Regions from separate parts of the Homo sapiens genome. Here region 1 is linked to region 2. Evidence: read pairs that join two places in POLR2A ChIA-PET (ENCODE). Cell type or tissue: A673. All regions are shown on one strand. Each heading gives the region's core, and the rest is flanking DNA. Links, peaks and the distances in the headings are about the cores only. Region 1 overlaps PCNX1 (pecanex 1). Region 2 overlaps PCNX1 (pecanex 1).

The links. Peaks named below come from ENCODE experiments on the same cell type or tissue, not always from the same donor. Only the 100,000 strongest peaks of a DNase experiment are listed, where the experiment ranks them.
Region 1: POLR2A ChIA-PET joins it to region 2 with 6 read pairs; 6 of 35 experiments call an interaction of 5 or more read pairs at or near these places.

What each region holds. Positions count from the first base shown.
Region 1 is chr14:70,916,167-70,922,791 of GRCh38, forward strand. The region is part of intron 1 of PCNX1 (pecanex 1); the gene reads left to right. Among named protein-coding and RNA genes, the nearest start is that of PCNX1, 12 kb to the left of the region's middle. In A673, for the core only: no CTCF peak of the experiment used is centred there; a DNase peak (open chromatin) is centred at 3,805; H3K4me3 peaks cover 448 bases; H3K27ac peaks cover 1,263 bases.
Region 2 is chr14:70,999,938-71,006,562 of GRCh38, forward strand. All of the region lies in intron 8 of PCNX1 (pecanex 1), which reads left to right. Among named protein-coding and RNA genes, the nearest start is that of PCNX1, 96 kb to the left of the region's middle. In A673, for the core only: no CTCF peak of the experiment used is centred there; no DNase peak of the experiment used is centred there; H3K27ac peaks cover 904 bases.

The DNA.
Region 1 (6,625 bases), core at 1,130-6,129, 84 kb before region 2:
AAGGGATGGTAGGATTGTTGAACAATTTTGAAGGTATCTTTGAGATTGGAGAACATGAATTCAGAGTGTCGAAGAGGAATGTTCAGGAGAGAAATCTGGGGTAAAATTTACTTGCAAGTTATCAGCATGTAGATCTTCTGGGAAGAAAGTTTATCTCATTAAAAAGAAAATGGCCTTGGACAGAATTCCAAGGCCTAAACAGCATTTAGAAATCAGCAAAGGAAGACAGAGTTGTAAAATGAAGACGAAAAAAGAGCCAGGGAAAGAGAGTACAGGCGTACCTTGGAGATATTGCAAGTTTGGTTCCAGATCACTGCGATAAAGCGAATATTGCAATAAAATGAGTCACAAATTTTGTGGTTTTCCAGTGCATATAAAAGTTATATTTACATTATGCTGTAGTCTGTTAAGTGTGCGGTACCATTGTGTCTAAAAATACAATGTATATACCTTAATTAAAAAATACATTATTGCTTAAAAATATGCCAAGGATTATCTGAACCTTCGGCGAGTTGTCATTTTTTTGCTGGTGAAGGGTCTTGCCTAAGTGTTGTTGACAGACCAGGGGGTGACTGTTGAAGGTTGAGGTGGCTGTGGCAATTTCTTAAAATAAGACAACAATGAAGTTTGCAGCATCAATTGACTCTTCTTTTCATGAAAGATTTATCTGTACGTGTAATGCTGCTTGATAGCGTTTTACCCACAGTAAAACTTCTTTCAAAATTAGAGTCAGCTGTCTCAAATCCTGTTACTGCTTTGTCAGCTAAGTTGATGTAATATTCTAGATCTTTTGTTGTCATTTCAACAGTGTTCACAGCGTCTTCGCCAGGAGCAAATTGGATCTCAGGAAATCACTCTCTCTGCTCACCCATAAGAAGCAACTCCTCATCTTTTCAAGTTGTGTCATGAGATTACAGCAATCCAGTCACATCTTCAGGCTCTACTTCCAATTCTAGTTCTCTTTTTGTTTTCACCACATCTGTGGGATTTCCTCCACTGAAGTCTTAAACCCCTCAAAGTTATCCATGAGGGTTGGAATAAACTTCTTCCAAACACCTTGTCAATGTTAATATTTCTACCTCCCATGAATCATGTATGTTCTTAATGGCATCTAGAATGGTGAGACCTTTCCAGAAGGTTCTCAGTTTACTTCATCCAGATCCATCAGAGGAATCACTGTCTGACAGCCTTATGAAATGTATTTCTTAAATACTAAGACTTGATAGTCAAAATTACTCCTTGATCCATGGGGCTGGAGAATAGATGTTGTGTTAGCAGGCATGAAAACAACATTAATTTTCTTCTATGTCTCCATCAGAGCTCTTGGATAACTAGGTACCATGTCAAGGAGCAGTAGTATTTTGAAAGGAATCTTTTTTTCAGACCAGTAGGTCTCAAAGATGGGGTTAAAATATTTAGTAAACCATGCTGTAAACAGATGTGATGTCTTCTGGGCTTTATTGTTCCATTTATAGAACACAGGCAGAATAAATTTGGAATAATTCTTAAGGGCTCTTGGATTTTTGGAATGGCCAATGAGCATTGACTTTAACTTACAGTCACCAGTTGCATTAGACACTAGCAAAAGAGTCAGCCTGTCTTTTGAAGCTTTAAAGCCAGATATTGACTTAACCTTCTCTGGCTATGAAAGGCCTAGATGGCATATTCTTCCAGAAGGTTGTTTTATCTACACCAAAAATCTGTTGTTTGGTGTAGCCACCATCAGTGATCTTAGATCTTCTGGATAACTTGCTGCAGCTTCTACATCGGCACTTGTTGCTTCATGTAAACTTTTATGTTATGGCAACAGCTTTAACCTCATGAACCAACTTCTGCTAGAGTCAAATTTTCTTCAGCTTCCTCACCTCTTAGCCTTCATAGAATTGAAGAGAGTTGGGGCCTTGCTGTGGATTAGGCTTTTGGCTTAATTAAGGGAATGTTGTGGCTGGTTTGATCTTCTATTCAGACCACTCAAACTTTCTCCATATCAGCAATGTTATTCATTTGTGTGTTCACTGGAGTAGCACTTGTAATATTCTTCAAGAACTTTTCCTTTGCATTCAGAACTTGACTTTTGGTGCATGAGGATTAGCTTTCTACCTGTCTTGGCTTTTGATGTGCCTTTCTCACTAAATTTAATCATTTCCAGCTTTTTGTTTAAAGTGAGAGAAACGTGACTCTTCCTTTCACTTGAACACTCTTTACTATCGTCTGTGGGCAAGGTTGATGGTACTCCCATCAACAAATCTTTGATTTTACTATTTTATTTTAGAATTTACACTATTGTAATTCTAAAATAGTAAAATCAAAGATTACTGATTACAGATCACTGTAACAGATATAGTAAAGAAAAAGTATGAAATATTGAAGAGTTACCAAAATGTGACACACAGACAAAGTGAGCACATGCTGTTGGAAAAATGGTGCTGATAGAGACATGCTCCACAGAGGTGTCACAGCTTTTCAGTTTGTACAAAATGCAGTATCTGTGAAGCACCATAAAGCTAAGCACAACATAAGATCTGCCTGCATTTTGCAGAGGAGAATGGTTAAAAATGCCAAATTTTCTTCTAGGACTAGGTAGTGCTAATTTAAATCTCTGTCAACAGTATTGAGAGTACTTGTTTTCCCACTCTCACATAACACTTTTCCAAAACAGGGTGTTACTGTTATCAATTTCTTATTCAATGGAGTGTTCGTTTGTTGGTGGTTTTTTGGTTTTTTTTTTTTTTTTAGACAAAGTCTTTTTCATCGCCCAGGCTGGAGTACAGTGGTGTGATAATAACTCCCTTCAGCTTCAAACTCATAGGCTCAGTGGATCCTCCTGTCTCAGCTTTCTGAGTAGCTGGGACTGCAGGCCTGTGCCACCACAACTAGCTACTTTTTAAAATTTTTTTGTTGAGGCGGGGGTCTTGGTATGTTGCCCAGGCTGGTCTCAAACTCCTGGCCTCAAATGATCATTCTGCCTCAGCCTCCAGAGTCACTGGGATTACGGGCATGAGCCACTGCACCCGACTCAATGGACTATTTAATGAAACATCCAGTAATAAGTATCAGTAATATTTTGTCCTTGACAGTAGACAGAATTTTTCTTGAAGTATTTTTTAAATTTCAACTTTTTTAGTCCAAATTAAGGATGCATACTGCACTAACATATTGCATAAGAAATTTGATCTGATTTTTCCTATTCTTTGTAATTAATTTTCACAGCAAGCAACTGACAAGCAGAAATGTTTCTTTGAGAGAGACTGAGTGCCTCCTTCTGTTATCTGAGTTAAATGATTTTCCTGTGTCTCTTAGGAAAGCTGGAGGGGCTAAGAATTTTTTGGCAGGTGAGTTGAGACACCTGAGAGTAATAACACTAGAATAGCACAGACTAATAATATGGAGAAGAGAAGATTACAACAAACGTTCTATAGAGTTGATTGCTGTTGACTTCTTTAGCATATAGATGAACTTTACTAAATCCATATAGATGAACTTTACTAAATACTATAGATGAAATAAGTAGCTACTGATTCTGGTTCCTCTGGTTTCTCTGCTCCCCCCCCCCCCCCCCCCCCACCAAATAGGAGATGCTTTATTTGGTAGAATTGTAAAACAGTTCAGAGTTCTTCTTTTATCCCTGGAACCTGAGCAGTTGCATCTTTTATAACTTGCACTGTCAGTGCTAGTTGCTTTGTGTTACAAGAAAGAAAAGAAAACTTAGGGAAAAGGAAGTCATTTCCTTTGAGGTTTTAAGGGGGAAAAAAAAGTTGCATTCTGTAGAGCTTTGAACGAGCCAAATAGAACCCTGAGCGCCAACTGCCCTGAGAACAGGCAGGAAGATTAATCACAACTTTGAGAAGCTTGAATCACGTGTCTGGCTGTTTTCCTTTTCCTACCCCTCCTCACTCCTTGTTTGAGTGTTGTCTAGACATATACTCAACAGATCTAATTATTGCAGTTGTCATCTTTAAAACTTTACATTTTGTTATAATTTTAGATTTACAGACAAGTTGCAAAGATGGAGTTCCTGTATACCCTTCACCCAGTGTCCTCTAATACTAAAATGTTACATAACCATGGTTTCAAAAAATTAGAAATTAACATTAGTGCAATGCTATTAATGGACTATACACTTTATTTGGATTTCATCAGTTGTACTTTTTCTGTTTCAAGATCCTTCAGTCCAGGCCACTGTGTTGCATTTAGTATCATCTTTACTATGGCTTTCTTCTTTTCCCCTCACAGGCTAGAATTCTGTTCTTTGAGGATGTATACAATTTGTCAAATGTATCTTATGAGAAAAATTTGCAAAAGGTTTTACATCTATGATAGATACATTTCAGATGGACAAAAGAGAGGGAGAGTATTCTGAATATTTTTGAATAACCTAATACAGGCTAACCATTAACCTATATTAGGCTATTTTAAAACTGAGGTATTTTACATATGACAAATTTCGTAAAATGAAATAATTCCAAGATGAAAAAGACTAGAGCTCATTTATGACAGTATGGACACCTGTCTCTTGGCTCTCTGTATAATGCTGTTTTTACTAATTTATAAATTGAGGCTATGAGACAAGTACACAGCCATATTATAAGGTAGAATATGACTAATGCCTTGTGTGTCATAAAGTGCTCAGGAATTGGAAGGAGGATGTAATTATTTCCTAGAATGCTTTATGCAGAGGATATTCATACATTCAGAACCTTCACTGTGTGCTGGGTGCTGTGGTAGGCCTTATGGTGGGACCTTTATGAGGTTATTTGTGCTGGAATAGTGTTTCCATAATCTTCCCACTGGGCAAATTAATCTTTGTTCTGGGGAAAAGATTGTTCCTTAAAAGAATGTATGTTCTTGGATGTAGTGTTTTGCTCTGCTTAAGTATTCTAATTTATCTAACACATTAAGGGTTTCTCAGTGAGTTATTTTTTAGCTTCTGAGAATATTATTTATAACATTCTTGGTATGTATCTGGAATGGTTAAAAGAAATGATATAAAAACAAACAATTCAGAAAACCTAAATAAACCAATTTCATTTTCACTCAGCAGTATTTATGCCACAAATATACATTACACGTAATTTCCACAAGCCTCACAGACCCTCATGACCCTCATGACAAAACTGAAATGAACTTGGATGGGGAATAAAGAGGAATTTTGGGTTGTTTTTGGCATTTTACTAATGAAATCCTCAATTTCATATGTATTTGATTTATATATCAAGCAGTCCTCCCATCTGAGTCTCCTGAGTAGCTAGGACTACAGGTGTGAACCAACATGCCAGGCTAATTTTTGAATTTTTGTAGAGATAAGATCTGCCTATGTTGCCCAGGCTGGTAAAGATATTTTCAAAGTGAGAATAAAGATAGCTAATCTTAACAAAAATATGCTTTGTTACCAAAAATCTTACTTTACTCCCTTAATGTCACAGTATTGAATATTGAAGAATACCAGGATGTGTTATTGAAAAATATACTTAAAATACTTTAAATATACTTGAAGTGATCTTTTTTCAATTTCTGTATATGAAGATTTTCAAATGTATAAGAAAATTGAAAGAATGCTTCATCTAGATTCCACTATTATGAACCTTTTTGAAAAATCACATTTGTTTCAACTATATAAAGATGCATGGTATTTATCTGTACATACTCTGTCTCTCTTACACACATATCTGACTCAATTGACAGTATGTTGCAAACATTATGACACATCACCCCCTAAATGCTTCAGGCAATATTTTTAATTTGTCTATTGGTACATTTGGAGGGGGAGTTGTTTTTCAAAATATATGTCGGGATAGGTGATTCTGATGGCCATTCCAAGTTAACAGTCACTGTGCTGGGAGGTCTGTTATTTGTGAATGCCTGAAAACATCTTATTATTTCCTACTTAGGTTTTAGTTTAACTCATCTCCCTTTTTCAGCACTGAAGAAATTGCTGAGTAACTGATTCTGGCAATAATGTACACTTTTATGGTATGGATAATAGTACAACTTATATAGTGCTTTTTACCCAGTATGGTGTATTTATGGAGCATTTCACCCTTAAGTTAAAAATCCTTTGTTAAGTTTTTGTCATGAAAATAATACTAGTTGTAGAAATTATTCCAGACAGTAGTTAAGTATATATAGAAAACATGAATTTTTAAAAAATCTTTAATAGGTATTAGACAAAAACATGAATTTTTTTCTTGCAAACCTTTAATAGGTATTAGATGAAAACATGAATTTTTTTACAAACCTTTAATAGGGGAGAATTTTATAGCATGGAGAAAACCGGTAAATGTGAATACTATATATTTTAAGGTTATATAATAAAAATAGGGGAAATGTTATAAATAAAATAAAAAGTCTTCTGTTCTCTATCATCCACGCTACCAGTTCACATGCCTCAGAGATAATGGTTGTTTCCTCTTGGTAGTGTATATATACAAACATATATTCATATATGTATGTACTTGAAATAGCCAATGGGATTATATTTGTGTTGCAGGATCCACTGAAGTGCATGTAACTCTTCTTCATTTTTTGAACCATTTTAGAGTAATCCATTGTATAAATTATTGGTTCCCTAGTGGGGGACATTTAGGTCATTACCTTTTTTTTTTTTTTTTTGCTAGTGCAAACAATG
Region 2 (6,625 bases), core at 954-5,953:
CTGTAAGGGATCTTAGAGTTAATATGTCAGTTCCTTATGTTATGGTAGATTATTTTCATTCATCTGAACAAAAAAGTTACATCCTTTTGCAGCAACCTTGATTTTGTCCTTTATTATTGTTTTGAGTACAAAAAAATAATAAATTCTATTCTTTGATCATTTTTGGGGGGTGAGGGGCAACAAAGTATATATAAATGAAAGTAAAATGTTTATTTTTATCAAAACAATAAAAATACTTCATTATATTTCAAAAGAAGAAGTATTAAGAGGTTTAAGGGCTATATTCTACTTCGTTTTGGTAAAAGTAGAATGTGCTTTTCCCATCCTTACAACAGAAATACAAGTTGACAAATACTGGAAAATACCATGAAGAAAATTAAGTCATCTACAATCTCATCACTAAGAGATATCCACTATTAGTATGTTGTAATTTATTCCTTCCAGTCTTTTAAAATGTACATGTGTATATGCACTTAAAAAAATAGAGTTAGGATCATGTCGTGACTTTTGTGCTACTGTTTGAGTTTTGTATCTTGCTTTTTTCACTTAGCAGTCTGAACATTTACTCATGTTATTAGCTGTCCCTTGATTTTTTTTTTTTTTTTTTTTGACGGAGTCTCACTTTGTCGCCCAGGCTGGAGTGCAGTGGTGCAATCTTGGCTCACTGCAACCTCCGCCTCCTGGGTTCAAGCGATTTTGCTGCCTTAGCCTCCCGAGTAGCTGGGATTATAGGCATGTGCCACCATGCCTGGCTAATTTTGTATTTTTAGTAGAGATGGGGTTTTGCCATGTTGGCCAGGCTGGTCTCGAGCTCCTGACCTCAGGTGATCCACCCACCTCGGCCTCCCAAAGTGCTGGGATTATAGGCATGAGCCACCATGCCCGGCCTCTTTGATTTGTTTTTAAGTGGCTGCATAATGTTTTGTCACTTAGATGTATGTGAAAGGCAGTACAATATAGTGGACTCTGGAGCCAAACTTCTTGGCTTCAAATCTTTGCTCTACCAGTTATTAACTATGCGATCTTGGGAAAGTTATTGTCTTGTCTTAAGCCTCAGTTTCCTCAGTTATCAAAGGATGGCAAAAATAATGGCTACTTCATAGGTTTATTGTCAGGATTATATTTATTAAGCATACAATTAGAACAGTGCTCGACAATTGTAAACTTGTTATATAATCATCTTTGTCATTATTGATAAAATATTATATCATTATTTAATCAATTAACCCCATTGTTAGTCTTCACACTGTTTCCTGATATTTCCTATTGCAGTGAACACTGTGCTGAATGTCCATTACATAAGCTTTAGTGTACAGCAGCTGTGATTTTTTTCTTAGGGTAAATAATGTTGAAATGGAATTATCGGTCAAGGGGAATATACATTTTTGGGGCTTTGATATATACTGTTAATGGCTTTATGGAAAGCTCTAGTTTATACTTTATCTGGTAGAGTTTGGGAGGATCGCCACAAATATTACAAGTTAAAAGTAAATCTAGATGAATTTTATCTACTCTTATTTTCATCCCCTGGATAATGCTCAGAAGTTTATCACTGTTATTGTAGGAAGACTACTAGAATATTATTTCAAATAGTTTTGGGTGCCTGAACAGCTCTAGGAATTTTACGGAAACTTACAGGGACAGGTTGAGATATTTAATTTGTCTCTTGCTAGTATGTTGTAAAGAATTCATTGAATCACTAGACTAGATTATCTGCTTTCTAACATTAATCATTCTTAAGATTCTAAATTAAAGCTGGTTAGTATATGCATTAGTTGGAATATATGCTAGATTCTTTAAAGGAGAGACCCTTCCAAAATCATTGAAATGAAAGAGAAGTTTCTATTTCTCTCATGAGAACCATTGGGAGTCTAATGGGATCTATTTCTGTCATGATGGATGAATGATGTTATCTTTCACATGTGGCTTTCTTGCCTTGTCCTAAGTGCCTGCTGTAGTCGTTGACATTTTCCAGCAAACAGGAATGAGGAGAAAAGGTCAAGGACATCTAGCCTTTATCTTCCTGATTCAGATTTGGAAAACATGCCTTTCGTTTTCTCCCACCTTTCATTGGCCATACATAATCATGTGACAACTTCTCGTCGTGGGAGAGGCTGAAAAATGTCTCTAACTAGGTGGACAGAAGCCCAGCAGAAATTCAGTGAGGGGAAGATTCCGTTCAGAGGAACACAGAAAATACTCTTGGCAGTGGCTGTCTTTGGGTAGTAATGAACTTTCTTCTTATATACTACTTTTTAATTTTCTGATGAGTAATAATTTTTAAATGGAACCATGAAACAGAACGGCAAATACCAATGTAATTCCCCCAAATCTTAGTATCTGGTAGGAATTTCACTGACTGTTTGCTGCTACATGCTCATCAGACTCTTACCTGGTCAGTCTTTATTTTCTTGTTTCTTCATCAATTTTATGGATATATAATTTAGGCACAATAAATGGCATCTGTTAAATGTATACAATTCAAGGAGTTTTAACAGATGTGTATACCCGTCAGATACCTTAATCAAGATGCGAGTGTTTCTGTCACCTTCAAAAAATTCTCTGTGCCTTGTTGCAGTCCATCTCTCTGCTGCCTCTGGTCATAGACAACCACTAATCTGCTTTCTATCATTATGATTTCCCTCTTCTAGCAGTTGATATAAATGGAGTCATATAGTATACAGCCTTTTGTATGTACTTTTCCTGTAGTGTAATGCTTTTTGAGATTTCATCATACTGCTTGCATGTGTGAGTAGTTTGTTCTTTCTTACTGCTGAGAATTCCATTGTATGAGCAGGCTGTATATTGCTTATCTGTTCACCTGGCGATGGTTGTGTTGTTTCCCGTTTTTGGCTGTTGTGAATAAAATTTCTGAACTGTCTTTTTGAAAAGAGTTCTACATCCCCACCACCAAATTCCAGTAGTTCCCTTTCTTGCCAACATTTGCTTTTGTTGGCCTTTAGAATTGTAGACATAATGGGTATAGAATGGTAACTCATTGTGGTTTAAATTTGAATTTCTCTTATGACTAAAGATAGTAAGCATCTTTTGATGTGCTTATTGGCCACATACATATATATCTTCTTTTGTGAAGTGTGTCCAGAAATTTACTCATTTTAAAAATCGGGTTGTTGGTTGTCTTCTTTTTTTTTTTTTTTTTTTTGAGACAGAGTCTCACTCTTGTTGTCCAGCCTGGAGTGCAGTGATGCAATCTCAGCTCTCTGCTACCTCTGCCTCCTGGGTTCAAGCGATTCTCCTACCTCAGCCCCGCAAGTAGCTGGGATTACAGGTGCGTGCCACCGTGCCCAGCTATTTTTTTATTTTTGTATTTTTAGTAGAGACGGGGTTTTGCCATGTTGGTCAGACTGGTCTCGAACTCCTGACGTCAGGTGATCTGCCCGCCTCGGCCCCCCAAAGCGCTGGGATTACGGGCATGAGCCACTGCGCCCAGCCTGGGTTGTTGGTCTTCTAACTGTTGAGGTATGAGTTCTTTTGATATTTTAAATACAACTTATTTGTCAGATACAAATTACAAATATTTTCTCCCATTCTGTGGCTTGTCTTTTTGTTTACCTGACCAGTCTTAATGTCATCAATGTCGTTATTATAGATTATTTTACCCAAGTAAGAAGAACTTGTCTTTTTGAAATAAAATGTGAGTGGATAATGAAATCACAGCAAAATATGAACTTGTACATTCACTTTTGGAAAGTTCAGCTGATTTGGGGATTAGCAAGCAGGAGTGGAGTTTTTAACAATTAATTAAGGCATGTTTTATTAACTCAGAACTAGATAATCAGATAGCCATGTCAGTAAAATATATCAGTATGTAAATCTCACTTATAGTTGCCAAGCAATAGAGATATCTGTCTTTCCTTACCAGTCCCCAAAGCTGTCTTCTAAACCAGACTTTCTTCTTATACCTACCTTTTCCTTATCCTTCTGATTTAAAAAGCTAGAACAGCATTGCACATACTAAGAAAAAAGACTTGTTCTAAATATTGAAACTTGAAGTTACAAGGACATAGTGACCTGATTTCCATTGTATCATGAGGATTAAAGAAGTTTTTGGAGCCTAAGATTCTTGGTCTAGGACAGGTGTTAGTAAACCACCGCCTGTGGGCTAAGTCCAGCTCTATACCTACCTGTTTTTGTAAATAAATAAAATTTGTGTTTATGTTCTGTATTGTCTTATGCCTGCTTTCATGTTACAGTTGTAGACTTGAATTGTTGCAACAGAGGTTATCTGGCCCATGAAGCCTAAAGTATGTATTATCTGGCCCTTCACAGGAAAAGTTTTCTGACCTTTTTATTTCTCCCCTAATCTAGGGAGAAACAAGTCCATTAACCCAGGGGTCCCCAACTCCCAGGCCATGGACTGGCATGGATCTGCGGCCTGTTAGGAACAGGGCTGCACAGCAGGAGGTGAGCAGGGTGTGCGGAGCGAGCATTTCTGCCTGAGCTCCGCTTCCTGTCAGGTCAGTGGCAGCATTCAGTTTTCATAGGAGCATGAACCCTATTGTAAACTGCACATGCAAGGGATCTAGGTTGCCCACTCCTTATGAGAATCCAATGCCTGATGATCTGAGGTGGAACAGTTTCATCCTGAAACCGTCCTCCAATCCCCTGGATCCATAGGAAAGTTATCTTCCATGAAACTGGTCCCTTATGCCAGAAAGGTTGGGGGCCAGAAAGGTTGGGGACCGTTGCATTAACCAGTAAGCAGCAATATAGTGAGTAATTTCTGTGTGGGTAAAAACTGAGTCACCACTTATGATTATAAGGGGGGTGCTATCCAAGAAATTAGAATTGATCTTAAAGGCCTTCTCTTTAAAAGTATAATATATTCATTGAGATTGCATTATGAACACAGTGCTATCTCCATCAGATTATTTCTTGAATAACATTTCTATTATTGAGTACTTCAGTCATATAGAATGTATATGTTCCCCCAAATGTCTTTTAAAAACTCACTTTATACATTTACTGCCCATATATCTCTCTTTGTTTTTATAGCCCCTCTCTGCCCTATGAGTAATACTTAAAAAAAGAGAAGTCAGTGTAGACAGTGCATCAGGCTTGGAGGACACAGAATGAAGGGAAGGTTGGGGGAGGTAGGTGGTTAAAGAAGAAAATTATCCAAGAAATTTAAGAGACCTCTTTTGTTGTTGGTACTTGGAAGATTAGAAAAACACTATGGATGATTTGTTGTTCTAGTAACCACCTCCTTCCAAGATACATATAGGTAACTTTAGAAAAATGAGTGATGTCAAGAATGCAACAGGCTGGGCGTGGTGGCTAACACCTGTAATTCCAGCACGTTGGGAGGCTGAGGCAGGAGGTATCACTTAGGCCCAGGAATTCGAGACCAGCCTGGGCAGCATAGCAAGACCCCCATCTCTACAAAAAAGTTTTAAAAAGTAAGCCAGGCACTGTGGCGTGTGCCTGCAGCCCCAGCTACTCAGGAAGCTGAGGTGGGAGGATCACTGGAACCTAGGAGTTTGAGATTGCAGTGAGCTATGATTGTGCCATTGCACTCCAGCCTGGGTGACAGAGTGAGTCTCTGTCTAAAAAAAAAAAAGGGGGGGTGGGGAATGCAATTGGAGTTTCTTAGGTGAGTACTGTTCTTAAAATTCTTGATGTACTCAACTTCGTTTTGTATGGTGAGGATTTTTACTGATAGGGTAAGTTAGAGAATCCCATTCATTTCCCATGTCTTTTATCAGTGTCTTGTGAATGTTTATCAGAATTTGCCTGCTGCACCATTCATGGCTCTAGGCAAATGCTTCAAGTATCCTTGGTGTTAAGTGAGTATCCAGTTTTACTCATCTTCCTGTTGCTCATCACTTATTCATTGACCTATAGTTGTTACTTTGAAATATTACTTCAAAAGAATGGTTGTGTGTAATTAACAAATTTTATGAACAATAACAGTCACTATTGAGTATTCAATAAGACTGCTAAGAAATACTAGGTATCTTAACTTTTTTTTTTTTTTTTTTTGAGACAGGGTCTCACTCTCTTGCCCAGGCTGGAGGGCGGTGGCATGAACACAGTTCGCTGCAGCCGCAACCTCCTAGGCTTAAGTGATCCTCCTACCTCAACCTCCCAAGTAGCTAGGCCCATGGGCACATGCCACCACACCCAGCTAGTACGTGTGTGTGTCTGTGTGTGTGTGTGTGTGTGTGTGTGTGTGTGTGTGTGTGTGTGTGTGTGTGTGTGTGTGTGTGTGTAGAGATGAGGTCTCACTATGTTGCCTGGGCTTGTCTTGAACTCCTGGGCTCAAGCAGTCCTCCCACTTTGCCTCCCAAAATGCTGAGATTTACTGGCATGAGCTACTGCGCCTGGCATATCAGCTTTTTGTGTATGTGTCTTTAGAGATGCAGTCCCTTGGCCAGTATAATTTTTACAAGTCTGAAATTCCAGTTTCTAATCGTGTTTATTTTGTTAGAAACTGATTTTTTTTTCTCCTTAAGTCATGACAGAGGCATTCTATCAGGTATAATTAATTGGTCACAGTTGAATCATGATGAGATGGCTTAGTTTATAATCCAAATTCATGTGAGAAGGACATATTTCTTTGCTCTGCTTTCTACTCTGTTTATTAGAAAAAATTAGTATTGAA